6 separate regions of the Homo sapiens genome follow, and all the other regions are linked to region 1. A link is a contact called in ENCODE Hi-C or POLR2A ChIA-PET data. All regions are on one chromosome and are shown on one strand. The core of a region is the stretch at or near the end of the contact, and the rest is flanking DNA. Distances in the headings are between cores, read along the strand shown. Region 1 holds the start of ADIPOR2 (adiponectin receptor 2). Region 2 holds the start of CCDC77 (coiled-coil domain containing 77). Region 3 holds the start of RHNO1 (RAD9-HUS1-RAD1 interacting nuclear orphan 1). Region 4 holds the start of ITFG2 (integrin alpha FG-GAP repeat containing 2). Region 5 overlaps NINJ2 (ninjurin 2). Region 6 holds the start of NINJ2-AS1 (NINJ2 antisense RNA 1).

Region 1 (2,730 bases), core at 130-2,629:
CTGCCACATGTGTGGAAATCTTTACTGATGAAATAATTTTAGTTGCAGATCATCACAATCAACACTCTGACAACAAATTTATCAGAACGGATGAAAACATCTAGGAATTACCTAAGAGTCGTTTAAGGAGACATAAGGGTGGCCTTTGATAAGAGGTCACTTCAAACTTTCAGAACTGACAAGACGTATAGCCTCCCCCCAAAAAATAATGCTATGGGTAGATGGATGCTTTTTTCTGAAGGAATTTTTAGCATTTCATTTGGAAAAGTTCTGTGATCAAATAATGCTAAATGTTATGACAGCTTTCTTGGCGTTTAAAGGGATTCTCTGGGTGAGGGGAAGGGGTGATAAAAAAAAAAAAAGTCTGCTTTTGGAACAGAAATGGGGGACAATAACCAAGGCTCAGAAACCCAGAGTCAAAAAATTAAAAGAACATCTTATTTTAAAAAAAAAGTCAACAACCTGCAATGAAGTCACCGTACCCCCATAAAATCCCAACTGTGCATTTAAATCTTTCTACCAAAATTCACTTTTGGACCATCTTATGAAGTTGTCAAAATTTCAGAGGCAAACGCTTAAATCAAGATCAAAAGCCAGGAGGAAAAAAGAGCTAACAGTTTCCAACCCAAACTCTCTCCGAGCCCCCTAAAAACTGATTTATAACCCTGTCATCGGTAATTTTAGAAGAAGCGAACACTGACGGACGGGGGCTTGGGAAAACAGGACTCCAGGTACCAAGCAGGCTGCCTGACGCGCCACCTGAAAAAGGTGAGGGAACTCTTCCCCACCCCAGTCACTGTGAAAGTAGCGCTGAGAGAGCCCATCCCAAGCCTCCACCAAACAAATTCCTAGAAGTGATAAAAACAGACAAGAGACGAAGAGGGGCGGGCAGATCCTCTCCGCGGGCAGGGAGCTGGAGCAACTGCACCCGAAGGTGAGCAGAGGGCAGCAGGCTCCGACCCTCCGCCGCGAAAGGCGAGGCGAGGGGAACAGCGGGCGCCGGACTCCTCCGACAGCGGTCGCAAGGAGGGCGGCTCCAGGTCCCCACACGGCCGACCCTCAGGCCAAGGCGCGCCGGGCGGCAGGTCAGAGTTAGGAATCAAGTTGCGGGCCGGGCCGAGAGCGCGCTCTCCCGCCCGCGCCAGGGACATTCGCCCCTCAGCTCTCACCTCCCCCCGACCCCAAGCTCTCCCTCTGCGCCCAGGAAACGGCGCCCACACTCCAGAGACCCTCACCCGGAGCCCGTCGCCGCCTCACCGCGTGTCTCGGACTTCTTGGGAGCCACCGCTGAGGGGAGGGGGGAGGAGGGGGGAACGGAGGAGGGAGGGGGCCAAGCCCGGTGTAGCCGCCGCCGCTGCCGCCGCCGCGATGCCGCTTCTGGAATCGCGCTCTCGCCGCCGCGACAGCGACCGCCGCCGCCGCGTCTCCCCGCCCCCACGACCGCACGTCGCCGTGACGCGCATCGCACGAGGCGGTTCGAGCCAATAAGACCACACGCCGTGCGCAGCCGCGCTGTCCTAAACCGGAAGCCGCCCCTCTGACCGCTCTAAAACCTGGGTGCATCGTGGGAGCTGTGGTTCGGCCAGGAACTTAGCGAAAACTATACTGGGTGTTGAGGGCCGGAGGAGCGTGCGCTCCTTAGGCGCTCACACAACTCCTCGGAGTTTTTTCTCCCACCGAAAAAGGAAGCAATTTGGAGCTGAGGAGGAGGGGGCCGCCCCGGCTCGCGGATGCTTTTCGCAGTCTCTATGGATACTGGCTACACACTTTGGGCAAGAGCCAGAATTTGAGGATTTAGGCTGGATCGTGTGTCTCTGCCAAGGGCTGATAGGATGCTGAGCGTCGTCTGTGAAGACTGCGGAAAGAAATCCAAAAGCATTAGCCCAGTTTTGCCCAGAGCAATAGTGTTTGCCTTTTATTACCTTATTAAAGATTATGATTTATGCTCTACCACTTCTATTTTTTTTAAAACCCAGTCACTCTTAAAATACATATAATTCAGAGCGATTTTTAAAATGATGTTAATGTAATGGTATATCAGAACCTACTTAAGCACTAAATACCTGCGTCCATTTACCCAGAATGAGTAAGTAATTTTCCACAAGTCATCTTTACGTTGAGTTCTAACTTCTTAGAAGCCAAGAACAGATTTGGTTACGTACTTATTCTATAAGAAAAGTGAATATAAGAGTTAGTCTGCGTAGAAAAATAGTTCTTTACATTCAGTAGGAGGGGGAATTTATCACATTCTTAAGGCGTAAATGCCTTAACTATCAAAATTCTTGTTATTGACTAAAGGAAATCCATACGATTTAGGGAAAGTCTGTGCCCACGGCTTACTGTCCTTACCTTTGGACCACAGCAAGAGATAACAAAGGGTGCAGGGAAAAGCTGACAGGTCTTGAGGGAGCTGGAGTCGGATATATGACGAAAAAAACAAAAATACAGAAGTCTTCATTATGGAAATGTAAGTTTTAAAAAGTAAAGCTACTAAAATCACAAAGAACATGATTAAGATGGCAATAATACAGAACTAAGGCCCACTCATTTAAGCTTGAAAGAGATAAAACTAGTAGAAATTAAAATTAGGAAATAAATGTTAAAGGAACTAATTTCCTCCAAGGAGTGGTTTACATTGAAAATATAATTTTTTTAAGTTTACATAATTTGTGAAAGACATAATAATAATGACTTCTATGTTCCCAGGTAAAGATGTAAAGCTTTTGAGGT
Region 2 (2,730 bases), core at 82-2,581, 1.3 Mb after region 1:
TAACATTTCCTAAACCTAACACATCATCTTTTTATCCAAACATGCCCCTTCTGACTTTCCTATTTTAGTTACTAATTCAGCGTTTCCAAGCAACCGGGAGTTGGCAACTTAAATTCATCATTTGATCACTCATTCTTCTGAACCTCCTGTCTAACCATATGAATATCTTGTATATTTTATCTCCACAATGACCATGTTAATTCAGAGTCTCAATACTTCTTACCCACACCATTACAACACCTTAACGGTTCTACCTACTCCTTGCGTCTCCTGGACCATTTTCTTTAATAAAATACATCAGTAGCACCTCATAGCCTAAAGCATTAAATCCAATTTGTTAGCCTAGAATTCATGGCTTTCTACATAAGGGCCAAACCTAACTTTCCTGCCTTATTTCTCTCTACTCTCCTAAATGTACCGTTTCCAGATAACTTTCCTGCCTCCATACCTTTGTTCATGAGCTTCCCTCTAGCTGGAACACAACTCCCTCCACAACCCTCATAATTTCACTTAACAAAATCTAGTCTGTACATGAAAACTCATCTTAAATACCACCTCCTTTTTCTCTTTCCTGAGTCTCCCCATCCAAAATGATTTAGCAAAAATGATCTAAGTGCAAAAGAACTGCCTTTGAAATTATCTACAAGTCAACATATTAGAGTGCTTTATTGCTATCGTTTCTCCCATGCTAGCGTGCGCTCCCTACAGACAGAAATCGCGTCTTACTCTTCATTGCCTCTTCCAAAGGAACAATGCCTTTGTTTATAGGTAAATTAACGGGTTTCAGCTAGGGTCTCTGCACCTATCTCCAATACCCTTGCTTAGATATATTCTTATAGCTTGTCTACTAACAATTAACATTTGTGTAGCACTTTGAATTTTTTTCTTTTAGCCACGTGACAAATCTGTACAATTTATTATCCCAACAACCGTTCAGTATTTTCACTATCCCTTATTTCACAAATGAGGAAACTGAGAGCTAGACCAGCGTGGGGTTAGAGTACACCGGAACGCATCTCCAGGGCGCCCGAATCCCGTACTCCTTTTCCCACTTCATCCCATTCTCGACCGCCTCACTGCTCCAGGTCCCAACGCTCCAGCACTCCTGAGGTCTCTCCCTTTGCACATTGGAGCTTTCCTCCTCCGGTCCCCAGCCCCTCCACGGACACCACATTCAGGCTCACGTCCTCTCCTCCGCACTGCTTCCGCAGTTACTTCTCCCTAACCAGATTTTCTTCCCAAGGCTTCTTACCTAACCCCTTCACCCCAAACCCGAAACTCTATACTCACGACACACTAAGACTCCGAGTCAGGGAACGCAACTGAAAAACAAAAGTCAAACCAAGGAGCGGCGCGGCGCCACTGAGCGTCCCTGAATCCGTGCAATCGCGAAGAAGTTTACATGGCCCTTTGGAATGCGCACCAATGGGAAGGGCCTTCACACAGAGGCCCGCCCCCATCTCGCCCCTCCTCGCGGTGCTCCCGACCGCGCAGAGGTCTCTGGGAAATGTAGTTTTCTTCTGCCTGGAGCTCTGCGCGGGGCGACGCAGCTGGGCTGCAACCCGCTCCTCCAGGGACGGGTAGTGTGACGTTTGGGGTCAGAACGCACCACTTTCGGGCACCCCCACTTAAGATTGCTCAACTGCTTTGAGCTCAGGTACTTCGCGTTCATGGTACATATATGTTGTAATTTCCAAGCTTGTCTCAAGAGATAAAGATTCTAAGAAAAGTTTCTTCTTCCATGACCGGGTGGCCTAGAGCCAGGATAGGACCTGAGGTTCAGTTTCTACGGTCAGGGGACTATGTATTAAAATTCTACTATTTGTTCCATAGCAAACACTGCTTCCTTTTCCGGAGAAATGTAAGACACTGGGCTTTAATGATAAAAGCAAGTTCAAAATCCATTATGGTCTTATCTTTCCAGAAAGCAAGGTGTAAAGGTGGGGGAAAAGCACTTTCGTCTCAGAATTACAGCTACTGGTATGGAAAAGCTGGGGCCCTTCGCTGGTGTGAGTCCTAAGGATGTCTAAATGGAACGTGCATCTGCTACAGGCTCGCACTTTCCTTTATTGCGCTTCCCAGGTAACTGTTTTTACAAATGTAAGGTTTGTGGCAACTCTGCATGGAACCAAATCTATCTGCGCCATTTTTCCTACAGCACAGGCTTACTATGTGTCTCTGCACCACATTTGGTAATTTTCACAATATTTCAAACTTTTTCATAATTATTGTATATGTTATGCTGATCTGTTATCCTTTATATTACTATTATAATTGTTTAGGGGCACCATGAACCATGCCCATATAAGATGGCAAACTTAATTCATAAATGTTGTGGATGTTTTAACTGCTCCACAGACCAGCAGTCTCCCTGCCTTTCTCCCTCTCTTCTTGCCTCCTTATTCCTGTGATACAACAATATTGAAATTAGACCAATTAACAATCCTACAGTGGGGGTTCAAGTGAAAGGAAGAGTCACACATCTCTTACTTTAAATAAAAAGCTGAAAATGATTAAGCTCAGTGAAAAAGGCATGTTGAAAGCCAAGACAGGATGAAAGCCAGTCTTCTTGCACCAAAGTTAGCCAAGTTGTGCATGCAAAGGAAAAGTTTTTGAAGGAAATTAAAAGTGCTACTCCAGTAAACACAAAAATGATAAGAAAGTGAAACAGACATTGCTGATATAGAGAAAGTTTGAGTGGTCTGGATAGAAGATCAAACCAGCCACAGC
Region 3 (2,730 bases), core at 155-2,654, 1.2 Mb before region 1:
CTGCCCTAATCCACTCTAGCAATCCCCGCTATAGAGGGACCTTTTAAAATGCAAATCTGACCTGGATTCACTTCTGCTTAAAGCTTATGACTGGTTTCCTTTAATTCTTGGATAAGCACAAAACTTCTCGGTATGGCTAAGGCTCTGCTTCCTCCGGCTCCAGCTTCAACTCACACCACACTCCATTCAGGTCGATTAGCTCAAACCCCTCAGATATTTCTCAGCCTTTGTACTCACTGTGCTTCCTCCTGCCATCCAGCCTTTGCACGCCTGATTCCCTCTGCTTAGAGGAGTTCCCTCCTTTCTTTGTAAAAGGCATCAGATCTCACACCAAGCTCTCATTACAAAAGCCTTTCCTGTCCTACCTCTCAAGATCTCGTTATTGTAAATACTCAAAGTATCATTAACCTCTAATGTTTCAATTTACAGCAATAATTCAACATTTGTTTGTTTTGGAGACGGTGTCTCCCTCTGTCGCCCAGGCTGGAGTGCAGTGGTGTGATCATGGCTTACCATAGCCTCCACCTCTCGGCCTCAGGTGATCCTTCCACCTCAGCCTCCAGAGTAGCTGGGACTACAGGCACGCACCACCACGCCCGGCTAATTTTTAGTAGAGAAGCGGTTTCGCTATGTTGCCAGGCTGGTCTCGAACTCGTGACCTCAAGTGATCCACCCGCCTCGGCCTCCTAAAGTGCTGGGATTACAGGCGTGAGCCACTATGCCCAGCCCACATTTGTTTATTTGATTAAAATGTCTGTGCCCCTCTTCCAGGATTGGGCTGTGAGCCCAGGGGAAGGAAAGAACCTTGTCTGCCATTGTATCTTCAGGGCCTAGCGGTGCCTGGCGCACAGCAGTTGCTCAACTAGACTGGTTGACTAAGTCAATAAATAAAGCACTACGGTCTATTATATCCGAAGGCTTGGCTTCGGGAGGGGCAAAAGACAGGTTTCGCGCTGAGGTAGGGTTCATGGTGCCGACATTTTTTTTCAAGATGGAAGAAAGCGGAGATAATACGCAGCCCTCAAAGGAACTTAGTCTAATCGGGGGGAGCAGACGATCGTTCACTGTGGGAAAATGGGGTACGATTTCCCCCAGTGAGGAAATCAACTAAAGCCGAGCTTTGAAAAGGGGAGCAGAGGAGCCTGAGGGGAAGCGGGGGCGTGTCGCCTGGCGTGACCAGCGCGGCAGGAAAAGCGGGCCCAGGGACCCGGGCCTGTCACGCCGCTTCCGCGCGTCCCCAAACTCTCCCTCGGCTCGCCCACCCACGCGGCGGGGACCCCTCCGGCCCCTCCCCGGCCCCACGGCCACTTCTTCCCCCACAAGCCGGCCTGCGGTCCGCCTTACCAGCCCGGGCCGGACGGGGCCGCAGCTCCTGGCAGACCGCACAGCCTTCGAGCCCGGAATGCCGAGACAAGGCCGGCGCCGATTGGCGACGTTCCGTCACGTGACCTTAACGCTCCGCCGGCGCCAATTTCAAACAGCGGAACAAACTGAAAGCTCCGGTGCCAGACCCCACCCCCGGCCCCGGCCCGGGACCCCCTCCCCTCCCGGGATCCCCCGGGGTTCCCACCCCGCCCGCACCGCCGGGGACCCGGCCGGTCCGGCGCGAGCCCCCGTCCGGGGCCCTGGCTCGGCCCCCAGGTTGGAGGAGCCCGGAGCCCGCCTTCGGAGCTACGGCCTAACGGCGGCGGCGACTGCAGTCTGGAGGTGAGCGGGATGCAGCAATGGAGTCCCAGGCCTGGCCTGGGCACAGGCGGGGAGCAAGGCCTCCGGGCGCGGAGGTCAGGGCGTCTAGCAGCAGGGCACGGGCCACGAGTGGAGATTTGGGTCACACGGGAAGAATCTGAGCCAGGGTGCAAGTTTTTTCTGCGTCCACCTCCTGGCCGTGGCCTTCTCACTGCTTAAAGCGCCCCTTGGCCTTCCCTGGAAGTCTGACCTCCGCACCCTGCCCGCGGCCTCGGGAGGGCTGGGGTGGCCTACCTTCTTAGGCCGACTGTGGCTGAGATGAAGACTGAGATTGTACTACATTGAGTCAAAGACCAACCTGCATACACACTCCCCTGCTCCCAGGCTGTCTCACCACTAGGCAACACCGCCTCCATCTTACTTACCCTTTTGCAGGGCCCTTTTCCTGGTTCTTGAGAATGTAGCAAGATTTCCCCGCTCAGGATGGGGATGGGTCGGAGGAGCCACTCTGGAAGTTTCCCGGGCAAGAAAGTGTTGGCAATAATAATAACGGGCTGGTCAGGAAGTAGAAGAGAAAATTAAGACTTAGATATCCTGTGGAAAAAGAGGAATAATATCTACTGATTGATGCGGGGAGAGAGGGAAGCCTGGAAAGATCGGAGGTGAAAGTAAAACTGAGATTTGAAGGTAGAGGTGTGGAGGGCCTGTGAACTCTATGCAGATGACAAATGTCAAAAAAGTGCAGTTGCTTTTCAGGGAGAGAATAAGTGTCCTAAAAAAGAGACAGCCAATTCCTCTGTCTTCCAAAGTTCCGTGAAATAGAATTACACAATTTTGCTTAATGGTAGAATATTCCATGTATCTATTAAAATCAACAAAAGGCCGGGCGCAGTGGCTCACGCCTGTAATCCCAGCACTTTGGGAGGCCGAGGCGGGTGGATCACCTGAGGAGTTCAAGACCAGCCTGGCAAACATGGTGAAACCCTGTTTCTACTAAAAAAAAAAAAAAAAAATTAGCTGGGCATGGTGGTGCATGCCTGTAAT
Region 4 (2,730 bases), core at 1-2,500, 1.1 Mb before region 1:
CATAAAATTGGACTGCTTGGCAGTTCATGAAGAAACACGAAAGCCCAGAAAACATAACACAAATTTATGAGAATAACTCTTTCCTCCCCAGAGAGGGTAGAGCCAAAAAAGGCCTCATAAGATACCTTCTGCATCACAGCACTAGGGGGCGGTGGGAAATAAGTACAGGACAGTTAAGGAACTGTGAAGCAGGGAGGCCGAGTAGGAAGATAGGGCAGAGGGTAGAAGGGGGCAATACAGTGCTTTGCATTAGAACTATGAAATAGATGATAAATGAAAAGATAAAGTCTGCAAAAAAAAGAGCATCAGACACTATTCCCTTTAATGCTCCACCGGAGAATCCTCTCCATACTTTAGTCAATGCATCTCATTACATTTTATTATCCGGTGACTATTACACAGCTTGATTATGAGCTATCTGAGGACTGGAACTCTCTCGTTCATTTTTGAATTCCTAGAATGTAGCAGAGTCCTTGGTGCATAATGAGCAGTTCAGTAAAGATTTGCAGAAAAACAGAATAAAATACTAACACCACCACCACCACCACTAACACTTAAGTGAGCACTAAACTGTGTGCCAGGCATTGTTTTACCTGCTTGACCTGTGGTAATTTATTTAAAAAACGAGAAGGGCTGGGCACGATGGCTCAGGCCTGTAGTCCCAGCACTTTGGGCCAACATGGTGAAACCCCACCTCTACTAAAAACACAAAAATTAGTCGGGCGTGGTGGCGGGCGCCTGTAATCCCAGCCCCTTGGGAGGCTGAGGTAGGAGAATCGCTCGAGCCCGGGAGGCAGAGGTTGCGGTGAGCCGAAATCAAGCCACTGCACTCCAGCCTGGGTGACAGACGGAGCCTGTCTCAAAAAACAAACAAAACCTCCCAAGGAACAAAACCAACCACGAACACTGAAGCTATCAATAAAGTTTTTCTCTCTAGCGCTCCAAACTAGCCACAGCGCGCATGCTCACGCTCACGTGGCACGCTCGGGCGGCCTCTTCCACTTCCCTTGCCCCGTCCCTGCACAGATCCAGGCTGTCTCTTGCGGTGCGCATGCACCTACCGTATCGTTATCAACGTCTCCGAGGCAGATTGCGTGCGGGAAGAGGCTCCCGCTGAACTCCAGCGCCACGCGCTGCACGTAGCTAACTGACCTCATGGCACCTCCAAGAGCAGAGGGAGCGGAGAGGCCCAGTAAATATTCCCTGAACCCCCGTCGCGACAGCCGCCAGAGCGGAAGGCCACCTAAGGCAGCAAGTTACGTCACTGCCTGAACCTCCAATCTCTGCCTCTTCCTCCTTTAACCTTACAGAGGAGGCGGGTCTTCCGGGCTTGGAGGCGGGCTTCCCAACTCTGATGTGAGTGACAGGCCCACGGGCCACTCCTTTTCTCCACAGGGCTGCAGACCGTGGGTAAACCAACCCTGACGGGGGTCGATCTGTTCCCTTGGCAACAGGGCTCCCAAGGGCTTGACCTAATAACCTTGACCTTTTTCCTTTGTTTCCCTGGCAATGAAGATTCCTAGCCATCAGACCATTCCTGAGAATCTTACTAATCTTCGTAATAACTGATAATTGCATGGTTTTGAAAAGTGTTTTTAAAAAACTACCCATTAGGAGTGAAAACAATGTAGTGAGTTGCAATCAGCATATAAAAAATTAAATACAATAGTAATATACCAAGTGACTCCCAGGTAGTAAGGTAAGTACAGTTTTTGTGAAACTCTTGTTTCAATTGTATATACTTATATGTGTATACTGGCTTATAATGTAAAAAAAATTTTTTTTTTCAGTGTATGTGTTTTCTGGTCAATAGTTTAAAAGCCACCTGCTGCAAAGCACATTTCACATATTTCACATAATTAGTTCAGCCACTATGCGAGCTTTTTTTTTTTTTGGCTGAGGAAAACAGGTTCAGCAAGATTAAGTAAAATGGCAGAAGGAAGGATTGTGGGGCGGGGTGCGTGCTCAAACCAGAATTGTTTGATCCCAAACCCTAGGGCCTCTCCATCATTTACTATCATAGTTCGTAGGAGAGTCTTCAGGCTGGAAGTGAAGGTTGCCTGGATTCCGGATCTGCTCTGTCTTGTGGCCCCCCAGCACAAAGCTCTTGCATCTCAACCTCAGTAGCCTTACTCTTGTAGCACAGATGGGACTGTCACTCTCATGGCTGGCTTCTTGGGATACTTTCTTTCCATGTTGAATCCAGTTCTGCCTTTCTTTGGGGTGCCTCGTCAATCAGGGCAATATTTATGAAATCATACAGGTGTTCAATACATTTTTAGATTTAGGTCTAAAAACCCAGGCTGACTCGCACTTGGTGTTTCAAAAAAAAAAAAAAAATGATTCTACCTTATCTGGGATTTTGGACCAGGGGCTGTTCCTTTTTATCTTTTTTTTTTTTATTTTTATTTTTATTTTTTTTTGAGACAGAGTCTCGCTCTGTTGCCCAGGCTGTAGTGCAGTGGCGCAATCTCGGCTCACTGCAACCTCTGCCTCCCAGGTTCAAGCAGTTCTCCTGCCTCAGCCTCCCGAGTAGCTGAGACTACAGGCGAGCGCCACCACGCCCAGCTAATTTTTAATTTAATTTAATTTAATTTTTTTTTTTTTTGAGACGGAGTCTCGCTCTGTCACCCAGGCTGGAGTGCAGTGGTGCGATCTCGGCTCGCTGCAAGCTCCGCCTCCCGGGCTCAAGCCATTCTCCTGCCTCAGCCTCCGGAGTAGCTGGGACTA
Region 5 (2,730 bases), core at 153-2,652, 1.1 Mb after region 1:
TTGACCTCTTTGAGCCTCAACTTCTTCACTTGTAGAATGGGACTACATCCCAGTTACTTGGGAGGCTGAGGCAGGAGAATTGCTTGAATCCAGGAGGTGGAGGTTGCAGTGAGCCAAGATCGTGCCAAAATATTTATATATATATATGTATATATATATATGAGACTAGTGTTGCTTCTCAACTTATGATAGAGCTACATTCTGATAAACCCATAGTAAGTTGAAAATATTGTAAGTCAAAATGCATTTAATACACTTAGCCTACTGAACTTCATAGTTTAGCCTAGCTTAACTTCAGCGTGCTCAGCCCACTTACACCAGCCTACTGCTGGGCAACATCATCTAACACAAAGCCTACTTTATAAGAGACTATTGAATATCTTGTGTAATTTATTGAATAATGTACTGAAAGTGAAAAAGAGAGTGGTTGTATGGCTACTCGAAGGACAGTTTGTAAAGTGTATCACTTACGATGGTGCGAAAGCTGGGGACCATCTGTATTAATACCTGCTTTGTGGAGTCATGCCTGACATACAGCAATATCATTATTTAATTATTACTGTTTAAATTTTAACAATTTTGTTAGCCCCTGAGGGATGAGTAGGATTGAAGTCAGCAGAGATCGGCTGGGAGGGCTTTGGGGAATGTCTCTGAGAACCTCACAGCTCAAGTGGGCATAGAGCAAAGAGCAAAAGGCCAGATGGGTCTGGAAGCCCCAGGACAAGGCGCTGATTGGGAAAGTGCTCTTGTTTAGGGTGGATATTGAGAGGGAGCAGATCGATTCTTTGGAAATTTCTGTGTGGTAGGTAAATCCACGATTAACTCTGAACCCCGAGATGACAACAGTCTTTTCTGAAAGCCACTGGCAAAACGGCCTCTTGCAGGGGAGGTGGAAAATGCTCCCTGAGAAAGAGCACGGAGGCCGGGGTGGCGGCTCGCGCCTGCAGCCCCGGCACTTTGGGAGACTGAAGCAGGAGGGTCGCTTGAGCCCCGAGGTTGAGGCTGCAGTGAGCTATGACGGGGCCACCACCCCGCAGCCTGGGCGACAGAGCAAGGGCCTGCCCCAAGAAAACAGTAATAACTAAAATAAATAAGCAAGCAAGCAGGCCCGAGTTCCGGTTTCAACGCACGTGCTTTCCTGTTCTTCCCTACACACTCTGCTTCCGTTTGTAATTTATGGCCCCCTTTTGTTGGAGAGAAACCCGTCCGTGTCCTCGATCACAAAGGGGTCAAAGCCCGGGTGTGCCCGCGCGGGCGGGTTGAGCTGGGGCCTCGCCGCGCCGTTTCCTGGCGCCCCCTGGTGGACAACGGCGGCGCCGCAGGCCTTCCGGGGAGGCCTCGCCCCACGTGGCCTCTCGGTGCTGCAGCTTTAGGCCCCAGTTTGCAGCTCGGGGCAAGGGCTGGAACTCTCAGTGAGACTGTGCCCAGGGCTCAGAGGCGGTTTCTGGACCAGTTACGTATTATTGCTGGAATAACACGCAAAAGAAACCCCACCCCGACGTGGATTAGAGACTGTTGATTTTTAAGGGCGAGATCACTGCTCTTGGCTGCAGTCAGGAGCCTGCATGCGGCCTGCCCCAGACAGAAGGCCTCAGGGGTCTGGGCTTTTACAGCTTTTGGCCTGAAGACCAGCTGCAGCTTCCAGCCCCAGTCATTCATTCCCTGAGGCTCCCTCAGGACTGCTGAGAAAAGGCAGGATCTAGGGGAAAAAGGGCTCTCCCTGCAGTGGGGGTGTTTAAGAGCAAAGATTCACTCCCCAAACTCCTCTCCCCCACCCAGAAGCCACTGTGCCTGAAGCCCCACCCTTAAAGAGCCTTACTTTTGCCTTTTTTGAAAAAGCTGTCTCATAAAAATTCAATGCGATCATCATTCATTGTGTACCTCATGTGGGCAAGGTGCTGAGCTAGGCTCCATGGAGACTCAGGCCTGTGGAAGATGGGGTCCGTGTGCTAAAGTGGGCAGCAGAAGGAGCCGTCTCAGGAGGACTCAACAACGCCCAAGGCCAGCACAGGCCAGGGAGCAGGCGACCTTCTTTCAAACAGGGCCTTGGTGGAGTGCATTTGGGGACAGGGTCTAGAAAGGAGGGGAGGCTCTCCCTGGGGGGAGCATGGTGAAGAAAGAAAGGCCTGTAGTCCTGGAGCAGAGCAGGAGCAGCTGGGAAGGGTGGGGTGTGTTCAGGGAACAGTGAGTAATCTGGTGTGGCCCTGCACGTCTGAGCATCACAGAGCCTGGCACAGGGCACAGGGTTCGCTCTTCAGGGGTGGGAGGAGGAGCTGGGGACCAGGCTAGAGAGGTGGGTGGGGGCCCCAGGAGAGAGGACTACGCTTGAGTAACAATGACCCTGGAGACCCAATGCAGGTGGGCTTGTGTGAGTGTTTCCCTTCCTGCAGGCGGCTCGAAGGCGAGAGCCAGCAGGAGCGAGGAGAGAGGCTGCCCAATGGGTACAGGAGGCATTTCAAACACCATGGAAGTTGTTAGGACCATAAATGGTGCCTACTTCAAAACTGGGGCTGGGACGGGCCCTGAGTCACAACACAGTATTTGAAATGCCTCTAGGCCCACACGTGGGAGTATAATCCTCTGTGGGATAGATTTCCCTCTCATCTCATATTTGTTTAATACTTCACAGCTTTCAAAGCACATTCACCCACATGATCCTATTGATCTTTCTAACAGCACTTTGTGCTAGACAGGGCAGATATTATTCCCACTTCAGAGGAGGACCAGCTA
Region 6 (2,730 bases), core at 128-2,627, 1.1 Mb after region 1:
GAATCTCTGATTCTACTTACCAGCGTGCCTCAGACACCCTGGGGCTGGTTAGGACTTTAAGCACACAGGAATCTCAGCTTTACTCAATCTTTTTCCATATCCTGAGCCCGAGTTCAGACTTCATCCTCCCGGGTCCCCCATGTCCCTTCAACGTCTGATTAATTCTCCAGTCAACTCCCTGCTAATAGTCCACCCACAAATTGCTATTTCAGCTGACCTTCCCCAAAACTTGAGCATCCTTACCAAATACCTTGGGCTTCCTCATAACCTGGTTATCTTCTCATCTGCATGCCTTTCTGGAATAATTTTGAAGTATTAAAAAAAACTCCTCTAATTGTCAAGGGCATGCAGGAAGCTCAGCCCCTAAGGAGCATTGCAGAAATCTGGAGTTCTACTCTGTTTATACCTAAATCTAGCCTTCCAGGAGTTTCAGATAGTTTCCTGGAAACATTTTGTGCTTTGTGTTTTTCACCTTTCTCTCTTAATTGAATATGGGGTGAGGAGCAAGAAAGGGGATTGTGAATTACAATTACAAACAGTACACACATAACACAGGGACAATCTTTGCATTTCTCATTTCTGATCCCAGGGATCAGAGGTAGAGGCAGGCCAGGCGCGGTGGCTCACGCCTGTAATCCCAGCACTTTGGAGGCCGAGGCAGGCGGATCACGAGGTCAAGAGATAGAAACCATCCTGGCCAACATGGTGAAACCCCGTCTGTACTAAAAATATAAAAATTAGCTGGGCGTGGTGGCGCGCGCCTGTACTCCCAGCTACTCGGGAGGCTGAGGCAGCAGAATCGCTTGAGCCCGGGAGGCGGAGGTTGCATTGAGCAGAGATCACGCCACTGCACTCCCGCCTGGTGACAGAGGGAGACTCCGTCTCAAAATAAATAAATAAATAAATAAAAATTTAACAAAAAAAGGTAGAGGCAGCTCTCAGGTGAGTAAATTCGCAGATGCCCACGCATGTCTGGAACATACCCCAGGGGTCATTAGAGACTGCCCAGCAGAGGCGGGAGGATCTTCCGTTTGCTTTTCCTTCAGAACGTTTGTCCGGAGAGCATCCTGTTCTGTTATATGCATATCCACCTCCGTCTCCAAATTACTAGGTTGAGCACAGTGCTCAGTGCCTGGCATTGAGTTAGAAATAGAAAATGAGCTGGCGAGTCCCGGCCCGAGGCTGTGACAGGGGCCATTACTGAGCCCACTCCCCACCAACCTTTCTGCGGTTTAACTGACTCTCCTCCTTCCCCTCCAGATCCCAAGGGCTTGACTCCTACCTCCTCTAAGGCATTTTGAAAAGTTTGCAAATGCACCCTTGATCCTAGCACGTACTTAAGAAGCGGCTCCCCCCTAGAACGTCAGGCTTGAAGCTGACCCCTTCTTCCTCCTCCCGCGCCATTTGGGTCTGTGCGCAGGGCCGGAAGCCTGCTGGGGAGGGGCACGAGGCCGGGCTGGGGCCTCTCCGGAGGGAGCCCGCCGCCCCGCCCAGGGCGCACGCACCCAGCCTCTGAGGGAGGAAGCTGAATGGGGCCAGAGGCTGGCCCTCTTTGGGGATTTGCATTATACAGGCTGTATTTAGAAGCAGCGGCGGGGAGCGGTGGCTCACGCCTGTGATCCCAGCATTTTGGGGGGCCGAGGCGGGCAGATCACCTGAGGCCAGGAGTTCGAGACCAGCCTGTCAACATGGTGAAACTCCGTCTGTGCTAAAAATACAAAAAAAATTAGCCAGGCGTGGTGGCCGGAGCCTGCAGTCCCAGCTACTCGGGAGGCTGAGGCAGGAGAATCGCTTGAACCCGGGAGATGGAGCTTGCAGTGAGCCGAGATCACACCACTGCACTCCAGCCTGGGCAACTCAGCGAGACTCCGTCTCAAAAAACAAAACAAAACAAAACAAAACAAAAAACCAAGAAAAAGAGAATAAAAAAAAATAGAAGCAGCTTTCTTGCTGATAGAAAGCAATGACCCTCTCTGCTATAATTACAACTGAAGAGTCACTTTCTTTCAAAAACTCTATTTTCAGATGTTTACCACTTTCTTTAAAAAGGAAAAAAAATTTGCCTCAAAGGCAGGCAGTCCCCAGGGCATTTCTGGTCTCCTGGGGAAGGAACCTAAGAGCGGTTTGGTAAAATTCCATTTTGCTATCTTGGCGTTACCTAAGGGCAAGAACTGAGGTGGGGCTTTGGTGACAGCAGGGGCTGAAGAGTGCTCTTTTTCATCATCCAGGGTGTCCAATTGTTTTGTTTCCCTGGGCCACATTGGAAGAATTGTCTTGCCCCACACATAAAATACAGCAACACTAACAATGGCTGATACACTTTTAAAAAATCGCAAAGAAACTTCATATATATATATATATATATATATATTTTTTTTTTTTTTTTGAGTTTTGCTCTTGTCGCCGAGGCTGGAGTGCAACGGCACGATCTCGGCTCACCACAACCTCTGCCTCCCAGGTTCAAGTGATTCTCCTGCCTCAGTCTCCTGAGTAGCTGGGATTACAGGCATGCGCCACCAGGCCTGGTTAATTTTGCATTTTTAGTAGAGACGAGGTTTCTCCATGTTGGTCAGGCTGGTCTCAAACTCCTGACCTCAGGTGATCCACCTGCCTCGGCCTCCCAAAGTGCTGGGATTACAGGCGTGAGCCACCATGCCCAACCAAGAACTCATAATGTTTTAAGACAATTTACGAATTTGTTTTGGGCCGCGTTCAAAGCCGTCCTGGGCT

What was found. Hi-C counts contacts between places; a loop is a spot of excess contacts on that map. ChIA-PET counts read pairs that join two places held with the same protein, here RNA polymerase II (POLR2A). Pooled maps may share reads with other maps.
Region 2: a loop to region 1 is called in a map of B cell, with 10 times the contacts of the local background. The contact joins the promoter of CCDC77 here to the promoter of ADIPOR2 in region 1. A Hi-C loop is called at or near these places in 2 of 168 maps with a recorded cell type or tissue (B cell and naive thymus-derived CD4-positive, alpha-beta T cell) and 9 of 50 pooled maps.
Region 3: a map of CD4-positive, alpha-beta memory T cell shows a loop between it and region 1 (32-fold over the local background). The contact joins the promoter of RHNO1 here to the promoter of ADIPOR2 in region 1. A Hi-C loop is called at or near these places in 1 of 168 maps with a recorded cell type or tissue (CD4-positive, alpha-beta memory T cell) and 7 of 50 pooled maps. POLR2A ChIA-PET finds 5 or more read pairs at or near these places in 2 of 52 experiments (IMR-90 and WTC11).
Region 4: a map of CD8-positive, alpha-beta T cell shows a loop between it and region 1 (24-fold over the local background). The contact joins the promoter of ITFG2 here to the promoter of ADIPOR2 in region 1. A Hi-C loop is called at or near these places in 2 of 168 maps with a recorded cell type or tissue (CD4-positive, alpha-beta memory T cell and CD8-positive, alpha-beta T cell) and 9 of 50 pooled maps.
Region 5: a pooled map shows a loop between it and region 1 (2.2-fold over the local background). The contact joins the enhancer-like site here to the promoter of ADIPOR2 in region 1. A Hi-C loop is called at or near these places in 2 of 50 pooled maps. POLR2A ChIA-PET finds 5 or more read pairs at or near these places in 4 of 52 experiments (A549, CD8-positive, alpha-beta memory T cell, Panc1 and 1 more).
Region 6: a loop to region 1 is called in a pooled map, with 6 times the contacts of the local background. The contact joins the promoter of NINJ2-AS1 here to the promoter of ADIPOR2 in region 1. A Hi-C loop is called at or near these places in 1 of 37 single-sample maps with no recorded cell type and 6 of 50 pooled maps. POLR2A ChIA-PET finds 5 or more read pairs at or near these places in 1 of 52 experiments (activated naive CD8-positive, alpha-beta T cell).

Annotation. Positions count from the first base shown.
Region 1 is chr12:1,689,719-1,692,448 of GRCh38, reverse strand. ADIPOR2 (adiponectin receptor 2) reads right to left here and starts at 1,379. Exons shown (of 8, transcript NM_024551.3): 1 at 1,258-1,379. RefSeq lists silencers at 1,077-1,166, 1,187-1,486 and enhancers at 985-1,563, 1,647-1,696, 1,717-1,876.
Region 2 is chr12:400,245-402,974 of GRCh38, reverse strand. It overlaps CCDC77 (coiled-coil domain containing 77), which reads right to left and starts at 1,331. Exons shown (of 13, transcript NM_032358.4): 1 at 1,291-1,331. It overlaps LOC105369594 (a long non-coding RNA gene), which reads left to right and starts at 1,565. Exons shown (of 4, transcript XR_007063149.1): 1 at 1,565-1,657; 2 at 1,925-2,082. RefSeq lists enhancers at 521-1,073, 1,488-1,807.
Region 3 is chr12:2,875,897-2,878,626 of GRCh38, reverse strand. RHNO1 (RAD9-HUS1-RAD1 interacting nuclear orphan 1) reads right to left here and starts at 1,404. Exons shown (of 3, transcript NM_001252499.3): 1 at 1,345-1,404. It overlaps FOXM1 (forkhead box M1), which reads left to right and starts at 1,453. Exons shown (of 9, transcript NM_021953.4): 1 at 1,453-1,707. RefSeq lists silencers at 1,148-1,587, 1,628-1,697.
Region 4 is chr12:2,811,188-2,813,917 of GRCh38, reverse strand. It overlaps ITFG2 (integrin alpha FG-GAP repeat containing 2), which reads right to left and starts at 1,250. Exons shown (of 12, transcript NM_018463.4): 1 at 1,062-1,250. The coding sequence starts at 1,157. ITFG2-AS1 (ITFG2 antisense RNA 1) reads left to right here and starts at 994. Exons shown (of 4, transcript NR_146317.1): 1 at 994-1,356. RefSeq lists enhancers at 974-1,223, 954-1,703 and a silencer at 1,334-1,423.
Region 5 is chr12:574,848-577,577 of GRCh38, reverse strand. The region is part of intron 1 of NINJ2 (ninjurin 2); the gene reads left to right. Among named protein-coding and RNA genes, the nearest start is that of NINJ2-AS1, 55 kb to the left of the region's middle. RefSeq lists a silencer at 1,184-1,453 and an enhancer at 982-1,483. Within about 2 kb of position 1,402, at least 25 of the 41 ENCODE cell types and tissues checked have a DNase peak (open chromatin) inside an H3K27ac peak, as active enhancers do.
Region 6 is chr12:629,538-632,267 of GRCh38, reverse strand. NINJ2-AS1 (NINJ2 antisense RNA 1) reads right to left here and starts at 1,377. Exons shown (of 5, transcript NR_122124.1): 1 at 1,283-1,377; 2 at 21-54. All of the region lies in intron 1 of NINJ2 (ninjurin 2), which reads left to right. RefSeq lists silencers at 1,352-1,451, 1,512-1,591.